Linked DNA regions of Mus musculus: regions 1 and 3 are each linked to region 2. A link is a loop called in an ENCODE intact Hi-C map of the cell type or tissue named here. Cell type or tissue: heart. All regions are shown on one strand.

The links. Hi-C counts contacts between places; a loop is a spot of excess contacts. Peaks named below come from ENCODE experiments on the same cell type or tissue, not always from the same donor. Only the 100,000 strongest peaks of a DNase experiment are listed, where the experiment ranks them.
Region 1: a loop joins it to region 2, with 4 times the contacts of the local background. A loop is called at or near these places in 15 of 42 quality-filtered maps.
Region 3: a loop joins it to region 2, with 5 times the contacts of the local background. A loop is called at or near these places in 5 of 42 quality-filtered maps.

Annotation. Positions count from the first base shown.
Region 1 is chr14:76,771,906-76,774,405 of GRCm38, forward strand. No RefSeq gene overlaps it. Among named protein-coding and RNA genes, the nearest start is that of Gm30246, 7.6 kb to the right of the region's middle. In heart, a CTCF peak has its summit at 1,414 (motif pointing left); no DNase peak of the experiment used is centred here; H3K27ac peaks cover 677 bases.
Region 2 is chr14:76,502,271-76,504,770 of GRCm38, forward strand. The region is part of intron 1 of Tsc22d1 (TSC22 domain family, member 1); the gene reads left to right. Among named protein-coding and RNA genes, the nearest start is that of 4930444M15Rik, 17 kb to the right of the region's middle. In heart, CTCF peaks have their summits at 1,038 (motif pointing right) and 2,135; a DNase peak (open chromatin) is centred at 2,281; H3K4me3 peaks cover 1,464 bases; H3K27ac peaks cover 1,400 bases.
Region 3 is chr14:76,696,000-76,698,499 of GRCm38, forward strand. No RefSeq gene overlaps it. Among named protein-coding and RNA genes, the nearest start is that of 1700105F02Rik, 20 kb to the left of the region's middle. In heart, no CTCF peak of the experiment used is centred here; no DNase peak of the experiment used is centred here; H3K27ac peaks cover 1,558 bases.

The sequences.
Region 1 (2,500 bases), 270 kb after region 2:
GCCAGTCATGCACCTGCCCCTTGACTCTTGGAGCTGAGTGCAAACAGCTTGCTCCCTGCCTTTCACAGAGATTCTCCATCACTGCAATTTGTACTATGTTCTCTAGGAAGGTATGGCTTCTGCCTCAGGAGAGAGCTCATAGCTACACATGGGGAGACAAAGGACCAGCTTCCCTCCCTTCATTTGAGACCACTACCACAGTCCATGGTGGTGAGCTGTAGCTATCTCTAACTGTGCTCCCATCTGACCTCCCTACAGTGCTCTTGTTCCTAGGAACACAGCTGCCCATAAATCCTTTGAGTAAGAGTCCTTGTCTCAGGTTCTGCCTCCGACAGAGCCTAAGTTAGACACAATTACTTGGAGAGAGCTCTTCTTCTTTGCCTGAGCAATAACGAGTCCTTTTGTTCAATGTGTTTCTGCTGCTCTGTCCCTGAGCATATCTGCCACATGCCATCTCCAGCTCCAGGAAGAAAATAGTTTCGGATCTGTAGCTGTCACTACACACCTGGCTCATCCCAAGCAAACCTCTTCCCTGTTGTCTAATTCTTCCTGGCCAGCTCCATTCAACCTGGCTGGCCTATTCTTTAAACCAGATAATCACACTTTTAACAACCAAGTCTTGAATTGCAGGAAAACATTCTCTTATTCATTCATCCCGAATTTAGAGATCGCTGAACTTATAGCCTAGGCTGGATACACAGGATATGGTTACACACAGACAAGGCATAGCACCTACTCTCCAGAAACAGTCTAGGGGCAAAAGGAGCAAGAGAATGGGTGATTCAAGTGGAATTCATGTTCTATGCTGCAATATGATGCTATGGGAACACGGAAGAGAGGCCCTTGAATCATAATAGAGGTCAAAATGACTTGTTCTTCATTGTGGCTGACCCAAGGCAGGAATAAATAGAATAGACAGACCCCGGCACACTATCAAACAGAGCTGTTGATTCAAGCAACCAAGGGTTACAATGCACAAAGATGTGTAGGTTTGAGCACAAAGAATGGTTGCTTAGCGATGGGCAAAAGAAAGAGAGAGAGAGGCAAAGGACGATGCTGGGTTGCAGCTTTTCTCCCACTCATGTGCTCGCTTCCTGGGGCCTAAAGAAGGAACAGCTGAATTCAGTGGTGACTGGCTAGCTCAGCGGTAATCAAAATTGAGTTCTCCCCTAGCCTTCTCACACAAATGCATGGCTGATAGCTCATAAACACAGCCAGGATGCGTCAGGCTCCCTGCACAGTTGTTGCTTATTCCTGCAGGGCCGTGCATCAATCTACTCCTGTAAGACACGCAGAGGTTATATCTAAGCGTGAGTTTAAGAATGCTAATTGTTCTATGATGCTATTAGTGTAGTTGGTGCTAATGGGAAAATAATTACCACCCTGTGCCTCTCTGAGCGTGTTCATTGCCCTCTTGTGGTTATGGAGTCACTTGGCTATGGATCATAATGACTTAAGACAGGAGAGCTAGTATCACTCTGGCTGTACAATGGGGGAGAGGGACGGAAAGGAGAAGGTGTTTGAGGGAGGATAGGGACTGAGGAACACTTGATTTATTTTCCATAGTAGAGGGAGTGCCTTGGGTATCAGACTGTGACATCCTAAAGCATTAATGTGACTTGGTGACTCAAGGTGACTCTTAGGTATCGGTCAGTTCTGTTGGCGATTGTGCAGTGAGTATTAAGAGCTAAAGGCCAGTGCGTGTCCTCTGATACCACCCGCTTCCTTGGATTTGAATCCCTAGGGTCAGTCCAGATTTCTCCATCCCATGTGTTCTCTGCTTCCATCACTCTCAACGCCCATCAGCCGCATCTCCGGGCATCTCTTTTATGTTGCCTCCTCTCTGGCTCTGACCGTATTCTGTGGACATGTCTCACTGTGGACTACTGATCTGAATCACAACTTGGCTAGCTTCCACTACTCTATTCTCAGAGCATCCTGACCCCTTTGATGATGCGGGTTCCTGATACAAACTTCTCCACATAGGTATCACTAGATAGTTACAGTTTCTAAGACACACTTTGCCACCTGGTTAGAAAGGTTGCAGTCACAGACATGCTTCATGGTGTGAAATTAAACCTCATCCGGTGGACTAATGGAGCGAAGGAAGAAGGAGCTATTAACTGTGGAGCCCATTTCCATGTCAGCTTAACTTCCCATCTACTGAGTGCCCGCTCTGTTCTCGCCTCTGCTTTCCACGTGTATTGGCTGAACAGACACGAAACATTGCATGGCCTCTGACTTTGAGATCCTCAAAAACCTTTGACAGATGGCTTTTGTCAAGGCTTTCTGCAGCCTCGACACACGTACAATCCCACTAACACCCCCCCTGACTTGTTAGATCTCCTCTTTCTAATTCTATCTGGAGCTTTTCTTCCTGTAGTCACCTACCCTTTGGTAAATTGTTACCTACCTTTCCAACATTAAACCTTTCACCAACTAAGACTGTATGTGACCTCTCTGTGCTTCAGTTCCGTTCTCCTAAGCCTTCCTTCCCATG
Region 2 (2,500 bases):
GCGAAGATTTCCTCTGTTTCCATTGCCTTTGGTTTAGATTATTTATTCTTCCGTTCATATAAAAAGTTTTTAAGGGAATTCAGCACATTTGTGTAAGAGATGAAAAGCCTCCATTGTTTCCAGCCAGTTCTCCAGTAGGGGAGTGGATTAGACAGATTGGTGGTTGTTCATATTTGCTTCTGTTGCTAATACTGTGGGTAGTCATGCAGTTAAAAATGGTAGGAAACAGAACCGACTTAGCTCTTTTATTTATGTTCAAGAACAACATGAAGAATAAAATCATGTAATCCTTCTACATTGCAGCTGGGACTCTTAACCCCATTTCTCCATATGTCCTGAGCGGCCTTTATTTCTGTGTTTAGCTCTTTTACATTTACAGTGTACCTTTCTGTGATAGTCTTTGCTCTGGAATTGGTGTTCAGCTAAAATATTTAAAAAGATACAGATTGATAGTTAGAATGTTAACTCTAAGATTATAGAAACTAATAATCCCACTTAGCACTCGTGGACATAGGAGCTCCATCCTATTTCACGAGTCACTAGGATTGCCCAGTCCGCCTTTGTTTCCCATTACTGAGAGCGGTGCCTTCAAACAGCACACATCATAAACTACAAATACACTAACACTTTTGTTCAGAAGCAAAGCCTAACACGAAACACAATAAAAAGAATATTGTTTTGTAACGACGCCCATTTTTCAACACAGAAGAGAATTACTCTCCTCTTCTTGTGCTGTATTCAATATATTTGGCGTTTAACTGAATTAATGCAGTTTCTGAAACCATATGCCCCCTCCAGCCTTGGGTAAACTTCAGAGATTGTCTAAGAGACTCTGACCGCAGTTTAGGAAAGTTTATTCCTTGAGGGGGAAGCCTCATCTTGATAGAGGAGGGGTTCACTCTTCACGTGAGTGTAAGAGTGTGTATTTATGTATCATAGTCAGATTTTATTTTGGAATTATTTGAGTACCACTTGCCTATGGAGAGGTCCCAAACTGTTGGTACTTATTTTGTTATTGTAGTCTTTTGCCACTAGAGGGTAGTATTGCAGAGGTTAAATTTTCCTCGACCATACTGCCGACTGTATATAACCTGTAATCAGACGTCTGCCCTTAGTTTTATAGTATGTTAATCCTCATTGATGCATCTTCACAGATATTTAAATTATTAGAGTTGATTTTGCTCCGGGTTAACTCTTATCTAAGGACCATGATTTGATGGCATTAATCTGCTCGCTGTGACTGTTAGGTGAAGAGCGCCTTCAGCATCTCTTGACTGGTGAACTATTTTTAACCACCATTAGATTCTCTCCACATTTTTACTGGTTCAGGCCACACTGCAAATGAGCAAAGGCTACATATTAAGGAATTGCATGCTTTTTGGAAAACGTCCTTGACGTATCAATCTCTCCGATTTAAGAAGACGGAGCATTGCGTCTTGGCGGAATTGCGATCTCACTTCAAGAACCCTTGGCCCTAGGGACTAGCAGAAAATAGATCTGTTTGGGATTGGACCTGTAGATTGATTTTTTTTTCTAGCAATAAATGGAAGAAGACATAATTACTGATGCAGTTAGGGTAATGAGATTTTAAGGCTTACAACTCCGGGGCCGTTTGGGGAAGGTTCCCTGCATTTCATCTTGTAGATTCCTTTGACTCGTTTATTTGCCTACCAAAGAAAAATACAATATTGGTTTTTTTGTACATAACTGATAAGCTTTATGTGGAGCTATCTCCCACCAAAAAGGCAAATGTAATATTCCTATGAATTTCATTAGCATGAAAAAGGAATTCCTGCAGCAGGATTATTATCCTTGCACAGAACACAGCCTCTGTAGCCTCCCGTTAGTGCTTCTTGTAAGAACCCAATAATTGAAATCGAGACGCCGGCGTTCCTGAGTCTTAGTGGTGGGACTGGGCATGCCCAGTAGCTCGGCTGGGTCTGGTTGCAAAGAGCAAGCTTGCGGGCAGGGTTGAGCGCCGCCGCAGGGACTGCTTTGGAGACGGGGTCTTACTCCCTTAGACGTAAGCGTGCGGGCACCGGGAGCTTTCGGGAACCCTGACGCGAGCGAGCCTTGGAGGAGGTGGCGCCCAACCCCCTCCCTCTCCTCCCCTCCCCGCTCCGCCGGCGCCGCGGGCACCGGGAGGGACTGCAGCCCGGGAGCGCGGGGCGGGCCTATGGCGCGGCCAATCGGCGCGGCGCCTCCCCGCCTATATGTGGCGCTGGGGCCGGGCGGCCTCCTCTAGAGGAGTGGAGCCGGCAGCCGAGTAGGACCGAGCTGCTGCAGACGCGCCGGGTCACTCGAGCCAGCACCACCGTTCTCACGCCCTGAGCTGCAGACAGCTAGGCGGTTTTATCTAGTTTGAACCAGGCTGCTGGAGCTTGCTCCCTCCCGCCCTCTCTCTTTTTTTTCCACGGGGCTGTTTTTTTAATTTGGCTGCAATTGCATGAAATCCCAATGGTGTAGACCAGTGGCGATGGATCTAGGAGTTTACCAACTG
Region 3 (2,500 bases), 190 kb after region 2:
CAAGTTTTCAGTTTACGACCAGTAGGACGTTTGAGGCACCACATTACGGCAGAGGACTCACCGTGAAATGTGGAATAAGAGAAAAGAAAAGACCAGCAACCTCCTGCAGACCCCTAGGAGTCCACGCCCGCTACTGCCTAAGACTTCCCATCAGGCCTCACTTCCTGAAGAAAACGACAGTGCTCCAGTCCCGGGGCGGGGCGGGGCGGGGCGGGGCTGGGGGGTGGGGGGGGGGGAAGACAAGCATTTCACACAAAGGTCATTAGAGGGATACTTATCCAAGTCATAGCAGAGCTCCATGCAAAATAAAAATGAGGAACTTGTTGAAAAAGGAATTTCAAGGGGGTCAGCAATGGAGTCGTAAGGCCCACATAACCTGCATAAGTTCAGGGGTCCTTTGCTCATGAAGTCGCCCAGTTACAGCTCTTATATAAAGCCATTTTCAGAGTTGAGTGTCCAGAAGGAACTACACTGAAGGCTGTGCAATACAGCTAAGGAAAGAGAGATGTCCCTGACTGCTGCTGGCGGGACAGGCCATCCCTCGTAAGTAACCACTACCTAGCGTGTCATTCGAGCGCCAAGCACTTTCCATAGGTTGAATCATTTCATGTACATGCTGGCCCATAAACAACAGTAATCTTCACAACAGCCTTGCACAAAGGCAGGTACTCATTCCCACGGCGTTTTAAGTGAGGAAGTCGAGGGATGGATGGGTGTGTGTGTGTGTGTGTGTGTGTGTGTTTGTGTGTGTAGGAAATGGTGATTTGGAGTCTGGCTCCCAGCTTTCTGATAAAAGAACCTCTATTTTTCTAGTCCCTGCTAGACTTCGAGGGACTGAATTATGCTAAGCTTACAGAGAGCTGATGTATCTGGTATAAACCGGATCCATTCCTCCACAATGTTAGGCTCTACCTTACATTCTGGTAACCAAGCAACTTATTTCCAGTAATCCAGGGCACCTCTTCTGGGGATTGAGATACCTGCAGTGACGAAATAAGAACCAGAAGGCTGCTCTCAGGGCATGCAATCAAAACAAAGCTAATTGCAACATCTCAGGGGGGATGTCGGCTAGACAGAGGCATTATCTGGGAAATCATCCTGTTGGTAGGTTGTGTGGCTGAAAACACAGCCTCCTTGCACACAAAGGGCATTTTTTTCTCTGTTGTCAGTGTCTTCTCATCAACTCACGACAGGTGCATGACCACCAAATAGCAGCCCCCCAAACACACGTTAAAAACACAAGCACACGCACACATGCATGCTTCCATGTAGGTATGCACATGTATGTGTGTGCATGTGCATGCATGTATGTGCACACACACACACACACACACACACACACACACCTGGACAAATTTGAATACAAATAGCATCTGTGTGCTTGTGTATGTGTGTATGTGCGTATGCGCATGCATGTGTGTGCATGTGTGTGTTTCCTGATATGGATTTTGCTTTTTTTTTCCTCCTAATGTCCCCCTCCATCACCAAGCACAATTATTAGCATCTCTATACCACCGAGAGAAGGAGGAATGGTAACTGTCTGTTTGGGTCTACTCTTAGCCACACCGGTGGCCTTTAGTGTTTTGCTCTGCCTACTTATGTGAAGCTTTGGAGAGAAGCAGAATCTGGCTTGGGATTTATTTACCATCCTACGTATACTTTGTGTGTTCACACAAGCTCCTTGAACACAGCCTAGGTACAATAATGGTAACCAAAGTCGTTGTTCAGAGTTAGAGTAGGCCTTTGTTGAGTGTCTTCCACGTGTAGGGTACTTTTGTAAGCAGGTCTTGAAGACTCATCTCTTCCTTGAGCAAAAGATGAAGTGTGTGAGGGGAAGGCACTAGAATTTCAGGTTTGTTGTGTTCTGATCTTTGAATTTCTCAATGAATTTTAGTAAAGTCTGATTCTTACATGGTTCTTACATGGTCCCATTTTAAAGCCTGTACATGTTTGTTTGGGGTCTTTTTTTTTTGTTTTTGACAATAATTGAAAAGAAGTACGGACTTGAGACCTTTTGGGATTCCCAGGCCTCCCTGGACAGTACACTGGCTCCCTCTCTCCTTCTTCCTCCTTCACCTCTCTGATTCCAGGAACTCTTCCCATTCGGGGCCTCATACTAATTGCTTCCTGTGGTAACACTGCCTTCCTCTTGCTCGATAAGGGCGGAGCCTCCATCTCTTGGGGACCTCGTGTGTTTCTGCATCCTGGAAAGGTGGAAACTGTGTGTCCCCCACGCTAGCTCAAGGACAAGAGGCACAGAGTGCAGTCAAGGGGAGAATTTGGCTCCCAGTGTCTAAACACGCCAATCCAAGCCTTCTGCGTGACTGTGCCTGCAAATCTCAGCTTTCACTGCACATTTTAGACTACCCAGTTCTATTACTCCCTTCTCCTCTCCTGTTGGCCTCAGAGGATCTTCCAGTCCATTCAAGAGAAACAGTTTTAATTAAGCATCGCTGTGAACTTGATCATCTTTAAGTCTCTGATTTCTCACGGGAAGCTG